2 separate regions of the Homo sapiens genome follow, and region 2 is linked to region 1. Evidence: read pairs that join two places in POLR2A ChIA-PET (ENCODE). Cell type or tissue: CD4-positive, alpha-beta T cell. All regions are shown on one strand. Each heading gives the region's core, and the rest is flanking DNA. Links, peaks and the distances in the headings are about the cores only.

Region 1 (4,805 bases), core at 467-4,466:
AAGAAAATCCTCAGAACACTCAACAAACTAAAAGAAATGAAGGAGGAGGAGGAGGTTCCATTTTGGGGATTTTCTTGGTCCCATATGCATTGAAAGGTAAATGTACACTTAGGCAAAGACAATTGTCAGAAAGGATATCTTCCATTATTGAAAGGTAAACGTACACTTAGGCAAAGACAACTGTCAGAAAGGATATCTTCCATCATTGAAAGGTAAATGTACACTTAGGCAAAGACAACTGTCAGAAAGGATATCTTCCATTAAAAAATAAAAAAGAAATCTTGTTGCTAGATGCCTTATTATAAAATTGTTGGGTTATCACAAATGTGTAGATTTATAATCATAAATACACTTGGTATAGGAAAAAAACACTCTTCATATTTGTTACTATATTTAGCAATAGCCTAAGCAGTACATTCAGAGCATTTTTACCAAGATATCAGCCTAGCCATGGAGAGTAACTGCTTAGGAAAATCCCTCTCTTGCCATTTTTCTCATAGTTAAGTCCTGTAAACCAGACCCTTTCCCTCATCTACCACATACTGGAAAACTCTATCTTAATAAAAGAAATGTTCAGTATTTCAGGTTTTCTGTCACCCACTTTTCATTTATTTCAGGATTTCATTTTTCTTTCTTCTGTCACATATAATCATACTCTTTAACACTTTTTTTCCAAAAAAAAAAGAAAAAAAAGTAAAATTCATTCTCATTTTTCTCTCATTCTCCTTCTTTTGCTCTTACTCACATTTCATTCATCCTCTTGTTCAAATATTCATTGAAAAGATCTCTATAAGGCAGCTTAATACTTATCCAGTATGAGGCTCGCACCCTGTCCCTGTCTACCATCACTCCTCTCACCAAGGAATCCCTTTATCTTTGTTCCTGGAAGTTCAAGTGTACAGGGTTTCCTAGTCCTGTACTATGGCTCAACCAGAACGCCAGGCAACCAACCCTGGCACAGTCTAAGACTTAACATGCGATTAAAAAGCCACTTGCTTTCCAGCCCTGCTGTACAGAAGCTGCCCTATGCCACCACCTTTCTTGGTGCCAGCATGATTCAACTTAGTGATGTCAGCACGGACCTTTCACTACCCATCCCATTCTTCTCTCCAGTATCAGTGCCTTCTGGTTCGTGAACCTCTGTCTGAATTAACTACATTCCTGCTTATCGGGTGTTCTCCAGCACCGTGTCCTCCCAGTTACTGCCTGCCAATCTTGCCTCTAACTTACTCCCAGCCTTTATATTATTCATTCATATTCTGCATACAAACTATTGCTATCATTCTTGCTCATAACTTTGCTCTAAACTTTACTATCTGGACAAGTCCCTGGTGTCCCAATTATTCACATATTTCCATCATGTACAAAATCAGAATCCTCCTTTTCCTCATATTATGTTTTCTCTTTCCTAAACTCTCAATCACAAATCCCTGAGGCCACAAAGCCCTGGCCCCAGCCTGACTGGTCTATGGCATTATAGACAGGCAGTCAAGATCCCAAATCCAGGGAGCAGAGTGGCCTCAACCACAACAGACAGCAGTAACTGAGTCAAGTACCATATGAAAAAGCAAGAAGAGGCCACAAATAATCTTGCAGGTTCTCAGAGTCGTGCAGAATTCATAAGCAGTGAATCCAGGCAGGTGGTATTCTAGGGCAGATGAGCCTTCCTCATGTGGAGACGTCCATTCATGTGACAGCACTGTCCTCTCCACTACAAGGGTGGGTCCCAGGAGCAGTGCTTCAGACAGAAATGGGAAAATCAAGGAAAGAACAGGAACCAACAGAGGTCTATAATCCTCTATAAGATCCTCGGGTGGGGAGGACAGCAAGCAGGTAGAGCTGCAAGTGAAATGGCAGAGAAGAGGCAAGGAAAGACTTGGTGGTGGATTTGAACTATCTCAACTACATGTCTACATTTTCAGAACTGTCTTCCCTGCAGCATGCCATCATTTTTGGGTTATAAGAGCCACCCTGGCGGGACTCGGGGCAGTAGTGAAGCACCTGCCGCATGCATCTCACACTGGGAAGGTGCAGCTCACACACACTGTCGCCTATGTGCCTGCTCTCCTCGCTGGCACAGGGAAGCGGCTGGTCCACGGGATTGCCTTCATCTGCTTATTTTATTCATAGGCCATGACGCGTCTTGCTCAGGGAAGGGTGCCAGCTTCTCCCACAGTTCCCTGGCCTCTCTGAAGTTAGAGGCTTATGATCAGTGAGGGTCTATGTGGACTGGCATGTGCCCTTGTACATCCAGTGTGGCCTTCCTCTCCTGCGCTCCACTCTCATCCTTCCTTCCCGACTGCTAGCCCTGGTGATTTCAGCTCTGGCGCCAAATATATAGAAGCAACAGCCATATATAATGTGCTTAACTAGTTCCTACCATCATAGGAGGTCAAGTCCTTTTAAGTCCCATATTCGGCACCTTTCCCCTCATTCTGTTTCTCTTTTCACACCCCAACTGATACAGAATTTGGCACCAGAACTAGTTCCAGAAAAACAAAACGTTACGGATTCCTCCAGTTTGAAGATGAACTGTAGCTGATGCTGTTTTCCAGAAATGTTCACTACAGTATCTCCAGTCACATGTGCTCTTCCAGAATGTTTCCACTCTCCCATCAAGGGGTGGGGGATATGTCCCCTCCTTTTGAATTAATGAGCCTGTCTTTATAATCACCTGGATGAACAGAATATGGGGGAAATCACATGGCATCACTTCCAAGGGTGACACAGCTTCTGCCTGGTGTTATCCCCCCACCCACCTTCCCCAGTGCGCAGCTTTACTGTTAAGGAAGCCTTGGCCACATGAAGGCGTTGCAGCCAACAGACTGGCTGAGAGCCAGCACTAACTGGAAAACATGTCGACGAGAGTCTTCATGATTGCAGTCATCCGCCTTTGAACCTCAGCAGCCACTGAGCAGAGCAAGGAGAAGCCGACTCCACCAAGTCCTACCCAAGTAGCCACTTCAAGAGCAAAACACATACTGCTTTTGCTTTAAGCCACTAACCTGGGATGCTCTGTTTTGCAGCAATGGATGATGAAATCGTGGTTGTCACAAGGTGCCCAGATTCCAACTCTCAGTTAAAAAGGACACTCAACTCTCAGTTAAAAAGGAACACCTACCCTTCAATTTGAGTGCACATGATTGAAAACAGGGAAAGGGATTACTCACGGCAGAAGGGTGCAAGGCCGACAACCAGTGATTATCACAGTGTGCAACATTAGAAGGAGGCTTTAAACCAGGCTCAGGGTCCCAAACCCCAGACTCTGTGTAACTACCATCCCCTTTTTACTTACAGTCCTGGCTCTAACGACTCTCCATGTGTTTGCTCTCAATCTTCCAGCTTCTCATTGTCAAGCGGCCTTTCATTTTCCCCTAGATGCCAGCTATTAGCACTCTAAATTAAAGGAGTCATCCCTGAGATGTGAAGCTATTAAAACTGCAAAAGGCCCCTCTCACAGATTTTGCTCCCCTTAGACTCTCTGCTGTGTGAAGACGGATGAAAAGAAAAAGCTATACAGAACTTTTCCTCACTTTGATAACAAAAACAATCAAAAAAATTCCCCCAGAAAAAGTTCTTTGAAATCTAAAGGATCTCACTACCCTGAAAGAGGCAACAGCCCTAGCCTATCTGTTAATTTCAATAGATAGCTGCTGGCTAGGTATTAACTAAACTTTAAATACAGCTCCGGAGCCACAGCTGCAAGAGATACAGGATGTCTTAGTAAGTGTATGGGTTGTAAGTAAGTGCATGCTATCACCTCAAGAGCTTTTAACGAGATAACCAAACATGTTTCCTGAAACTAGATTTCAGTTTTATCAGATACGCTACAAATAACAACATTCAAAAACAAAGGAAAATTTGTTAGGCCAAAAGGTCTGATGAATTCTAAAAGTAGTTCATCTAGCTTTGAAGGCACATAAAACCATAGTATCACCATGTGAAACTGTGGTAAACAATCTACTGTTTGCAAAAAATTAGATATTTATTAGATTTTTTATAATGGGAAATTTTAATATTATCACTTGCTTCATTTAGCTGCAAAAGTGATTTGAATGGACTTTTTTCTTCCAATCACAAGAAGGAAGAAAATTATATTTTGATTGACATAAATCATAATTTGCTTGACTATTAATGGAATTAGCAAAATGAGAATTCTTTCAAAATTCCCAACCACATGTTTATGACAAAGGTAACATGTACCTGCAATCACAGTCACTTACGTTTTTGAAAACCTGTGGCTGGCAGAGTAATGGCCCCCTAAAGATGTCCATGTCCTAATCCCTGAAATCTGTTAGGTTACATGGCAAAGGGGAATGAAAGTCACAGATGGAATTAAAGTTGCTAATCACCTGACCTTAAAATAAGGAGATCATCCTGGATTATCTAGGATAGGCCAAAGTAATCACAATAGTCCTTAAATGTGAAGGAGGGAGGTAGAAGGGGAGAACCAGAGAGATGGCAGTACCAGAAGGACTTGGCCCAAAGCTGCTGGAGTTGAATGGACCAAGGAACCTGAGTAGGCTCTAGAGGCCGGTAAGGAAATGGAATCAGTCCTAGGACCTCCAGAAGGGAATATAATCCTCCCAATACTTTGAGTTTAGCCCAGTGAGACCATTGGACTTCTGACCACCAGAACTGTAAGATAAATTTGTGTTTTTTTTTCAAAACCACTAAGTTTGTGGTAATTTGTTACAGTGGCCATAGAAAACAAATTAAAAGCCTTTAATAAAAATAAATTCACTTTCATATTAAGTGTCTTGCTCTAAAAGCACAAATAGTTGAAGCAGCATGTTAAATATGAA
Region 2 (4,805 bases), core at 416-4,415, 110 kb after region 1:
GAATATCACAATGAAATGAGAAGGGAGATACATAGAATGCCAATTTCTCAGACTGCATCTCCTTCTCAGGTGTGACAGAGAATTAACAGAATAAATGCCTGCACAGAGAGCTCCAAAAAGGTGGAAAACAGTTTATAATCTAGTTTATTATGTGCTCAACACAGAGCATGACATTTTGAAACAAAGGAGTTAAAAGCCTGGATTTGTTAGAAACATCAGGTCAGACACTTCCAAGTTCAAATTCCAAATTTTTTTCCCCTTGGGTAAATTAAAATTACTTCACCTCTCTGAACTACAGTTTCCAAGTCTTAATAAGGAGAAAAGACCTAGCTCACGTTGCAGTATATGAATACAATTTAAAAAGAAATACAAAATACCAAGTTCAGGATTAATTTTGTCTCTAAAGAATCTCCAAGAACTACGTTTAAAGATAACAAAACAGGTAGTTTCTCAAGGACTTTATGACCAGTGTATAAGGTTTCTTTTTTGAGTTCCCATCTTAGAGGGGTTACAAAGGGACATGGCATCCTTAGAAAGTTTAATGAGTGTCATTTCTACAAACATCTGTGCATGACCTTTCAACTCTGAAAATGTGATCATTTTATACTGTACATCTGTGCTGGGACCACATTACCTAAGCTTGCTCTGACTTTCATATCAACAATCAAATACAGAAAGAAAACTGATGCACAAATCACAACATGGTTGAATTACACACTTGACTACAGAGTTTATTAAAACAGTCTTGAATTTCTAAAATCCATTATTAAATCACAGTAAATTGTAGGGTATACAACCCTGGCCCAAAGATCCAAAGACTTCATATGCTGCTGAGATTCACTGTTTTACCAAATTCAGACACTGGAGACCATCATCTCAATATTTTAAACACACGTTTAGGTATCCTCCCAAACATTTAACTGCACAGAATACTTGAAAATACAATTTTATATACATATATATATATGTATTTGTGTGTGTGTGTGTGTGTGTGTATGTTCATGTGCTTTTATTAGTTAAATGTCTGCAACGGCATAGCAACTTTTTCCTAAAGCAGCAACACATAATTTCCCCACACTTCAGACCCCAACTCCACAAACTGCTCCTCCAAATATATATATTTTTAAATATTCCTTTTGACTTATAGGTACATCTGCTGACCCACCATGCAGATATTCAGAATTCAATTTTCTACTCTGTGAAAGAATATTTATGTATCAAACAAGAGAGACTAAAAAATGGCAACAACCAACTGGCTAATCTTATTTTTACAGGCTACTACTAGCCTCGACTATCAAATAGATATTTAGAAACTGCAGCTTTAATTTCCATATGCTGACCCTTCTGTATCATTAACCTTCTCACAAAATCCCAGAAATCCTGACCCCAGGAATGTAACCATTTCGGCCATAATAATAAAGTCAATTCAGATTTTCTGTTTATCATACACAGCTGATGCTGAACTCACTGCTTAGAATCTTGAATTACACATTGAGGTGAGAACATTGCATGCACTTTTATTAAGTGCTAAAAATGGTCCAGGTAATTATTAACTATCAATACTGCTTACCTCCTGACAAAAGCCTGGTACTGCAAAATGTTAGGCTAGGCTAATCAAATACAATAATGAAGATAATTTTAACCACCACCACCACATTCAGAAGCACTAAGACTTTTGGTACAGATTTTGACTTAGAGCCTTGTGGAGAGCTAAATTCTCATTCAGGTTCCTACCTCTACAGAATTCAAGCTCTATGATCTAATGAAGGTCACTTTACCTTTATCTGTAGAAGATGATTTCTAAAGTTCTTTCAATTCTCTATGACTCTGTAGGCCTAATACCCTAGAGCCCTAGAGATATGTATATTGAATATTGAATGGCTATATCAAACCTCATAGATGGGTTTTCCAACAAAGCAGGAATGCATACTTCCCAAATATTTAGCCAATACGACAAGAAAGAACCATTATACAAATCAGACTTTGGTAAGCTTTGTTTTCAACTTTTTGTACAAAGAGTTCATAATAGGCTTAACATTTTTTAGAAAATATTTTGCTAACTAGTTTATGTAGCATTTAACCATTATTAAGCAATTACATTCAAAATATAAACAGGTTTATATTTTGGCAAACAAATTCACATGGAACACAGTATTTTCAAATGCTTCCCACGCTAGTATGTTACATGTCATGGGTCTTATTTTATAACACAAACTCCGCTTACTTTTGTAAGGTTAGAAGGAGCTATTTTATGACTCATTTTTGCTACTGGACATATATACATCATTATCATTGTATAAATGGGGTTAGAAAAATCACTTTGGACCAGGTGGGGTGGCTCACATCTGCAACTTCAACACTTTGGGAGGCCAAGGCAGGAGGATCGCTTGAGGCCAGTAGTTCAAGACCAGTCTGGGCAACATAGTGAGACCTCAAAGAATAAAAAATTTAAAAATTATCTGGGCATGGTAGTGCACTCCTGTGATCCCATCTACTAGGGAGGCTGAGGTGGGAAGATCACCTGAGCCCAGCAATTGAGGCTGCAGTGAGCTAAGATCAAGGCCACTGCACTCTAGCCTGGGCAACAGAGTGAGACCCTGTCTCTAAAAAGAAGAAAAGAAAAATCACTTTGCACTTTGCCCTACATCAACCTTCACAAGCATATGAACCCTTTACAATATAAATCTCATTTTGCTCAGAAACATGAGCTATCACCCTCCAACCACGAGAAGAACACTATGTAAAATCATCAAATCAAAGTGCTTCTCTTAGATTCTGCAACTCTCAGGGCCATTCCTTTAGCTAGGCTTGTCCCTAGACACATACATATAATCAAACTGAAATACCAATTAATTCATGCAGTAAATCCTAAGAGCAAAGATGCTCCTAGGCATGGGAAGAAAACCTACATGCAGGGTACCAAGGAAGCACTTCCACAGCACCCTGCTATTTCCATTTCATAAAATTCCTCACACATAATTCAGCTATTTCACCCACTAGTCATGGCTCTGTAGAGGTGAAGACCATGTCTATCTCCACTTCTGTAGTATACCTAGCATGATGCTTCAACACAGGATAAACATTCTTTTTATTTAAAAAAAAAGTGTTGATTTAAACTGAAAATAGAAATACATACTAAACAGTACTGAAGTATAAAATGGTATAAGTTTTTCAAATTGAACCATAAAACATTCCTGTATTTTGTGCCCAGCAGCACCCAGAGCCATGGAGTGCTGATGGGAAAGAAGGGCACACACACAGGGAAGCAGGTCCACTGACACCAAGTACACAGAGTGTGGAGGGGAGAGAGAGCACGCAGCATGGAGGCACGCTGGCAGCTGGCAGCTGGAGACCACGGACAGAGGGGTTGTGGGGGTGAAGGAAGAGGAGATGGTAACAGGCAGATGAGATAGGGAAAATAAGTAAAATGATTAAGCAAATAAATATGTTGAGGATAACAAGAGCCAGGCTTCTTACTACAGTAGCAGGTATTTACCAACAGAATAGGTGGAGGCTACAGAGAACCCTGAACTGCTACACTGGAATTGGAAAAATAAGTATGAACTTCCAGTTTTAAAAAATATAATCACAGAAGCTGGGTGCGGTGTTTCATGCCTGTAATCCTAGCACACTGGGAGGCCAAGGTGGGTGGATCACTTGAGGTCAAGCATTCAAGGCAAGCCTGGCCAACATGGCAAAACCCCATTTCCACTAAAAATACAAAAATCAGCTAGGTGTGGTGGCAGGCGCCTGTAATCCCAGCTACTTGGGAGGCTGAGACAAGAGAATCAGTTGAACCCAGGAGACAGAGTTGCAGTGAGCCAAGATCATGCCACTGCACTCCAGCCAGGGTGACAGAGCAAGAGTCCATCTCAAATATATATATATATATGTATAAACATAGATATAAACACCTCAAATATATGTATATAAACATAGACATAAACACTGCTATAAGTGTATGTATTTATGGAGTGTGTACATAAAAATGTATGTGTACATGCCATTGAATCATTAAATGATACTCCAAAGTATAGCACTTGCACATGCTAAGCACTGTGAATTAAGGGAAATTGGGAGACCTTAGAAACTGCCTCAGAATCAAAGTCCGACCTTCCCTTGTTTTTCAACCTAGCCCATGGAGGGGATCTCTCTGAAGTTTCCTCATCTGAGAAAAGTTCTTTCAAAAGAAAAAAAATTGCCTTCAGCTCCCTGTCAGAAATCTCATCAACCAGGGAAAATTAATCACCAAAGAAGAATCTGAAGGCCATCACCACACCCACCCAGAGAGAATTTTCATCTATTCTGAGTGCTATTACTGACAGGCTTCATCTGCATATAAGACAACTTTTGTTCCCAGAATATGTCTTCCCCTTACCTTCCTATAGTCTGTTGCCACCTCCCTGCAAGCCACGAGGAGCTCTGTACCAGACTACTGTCCATTTTCTGGACCTATTCACCTCCCCTAAAGATGATTTACTCTTCCTCCAAAATTGCCTACATCCCTCACTTTCTCCTCTCCCCTGTGAAGAGGGTATTCAAGCACTTCTTTGAGTTTCCTACTTTGTGTAATTCCCATGCGCTTGCACATGAATAACTTGTATGCCTTTTCTCCTGTTAATCTGTCTTCTGTCATCTTATTCCAGCAGACTCAAGATCAACTCTTCAGAGGGAAAGTTTAAACTTCCCCACATAGACATACACATATTTCCCAGCTGTCCACCAAGAGGACTCAGGATCAATGAGCACTCAGAAAGCTAAGATTATAGTTTCTAAATACCACTCTCCACTGAAGGAACCAGGGT

What was found. ChIA-PET counts read pairs that join two places held together with the same protein. Peaks named below come from ENCODE experiments on the same cell type or tissue, not always from the same donor. Only the 100,000 strongest peaks of a DNase experiment are listed, where the experiment ranks them.
Region 2: POLR2A ChIA-PET joins it to region 1 with 7 read pairs; 3 of 35 experiments call an interaction of 5 or more read pairs at or near these places.

The regions. Positions count from the first base shown.
Region 1 is chr13:73,982,283-73,987,087 of GRCh38, forward strand. The region is part of intron 2 of KLF12 (KLF transcription factor 12); the gene reads right to left. Among named protein-coding and RNA genes, the nearest start is that of KLF12, 150 kb to the right of the region's middle. In CD4-positive, alpha-beta T cell, for the core only: no CTCF peak of the experiment used is centred there; a DNase peak (open chromatin) is centred at 2,839; H3K4me3 peaks cover 1,022 bases; H3K27ac peaks cover 2,323 bases.
Region 2 is chr13:74,096,743-74,101,547 of GRCh38, forward strand. The region is part of intron 1 of KLF12 (KLF transcription factor 12); the gene reads right to left. Among named protein-coding and RNA genes, the nearest start is that of KLF12, 35 kb to the right of the region's middle. In CD4-positive, alpha-beta T cell, for the core only: no CTCF peak of the experiment used is centred there; no DNase peak of the experiment used is centred there.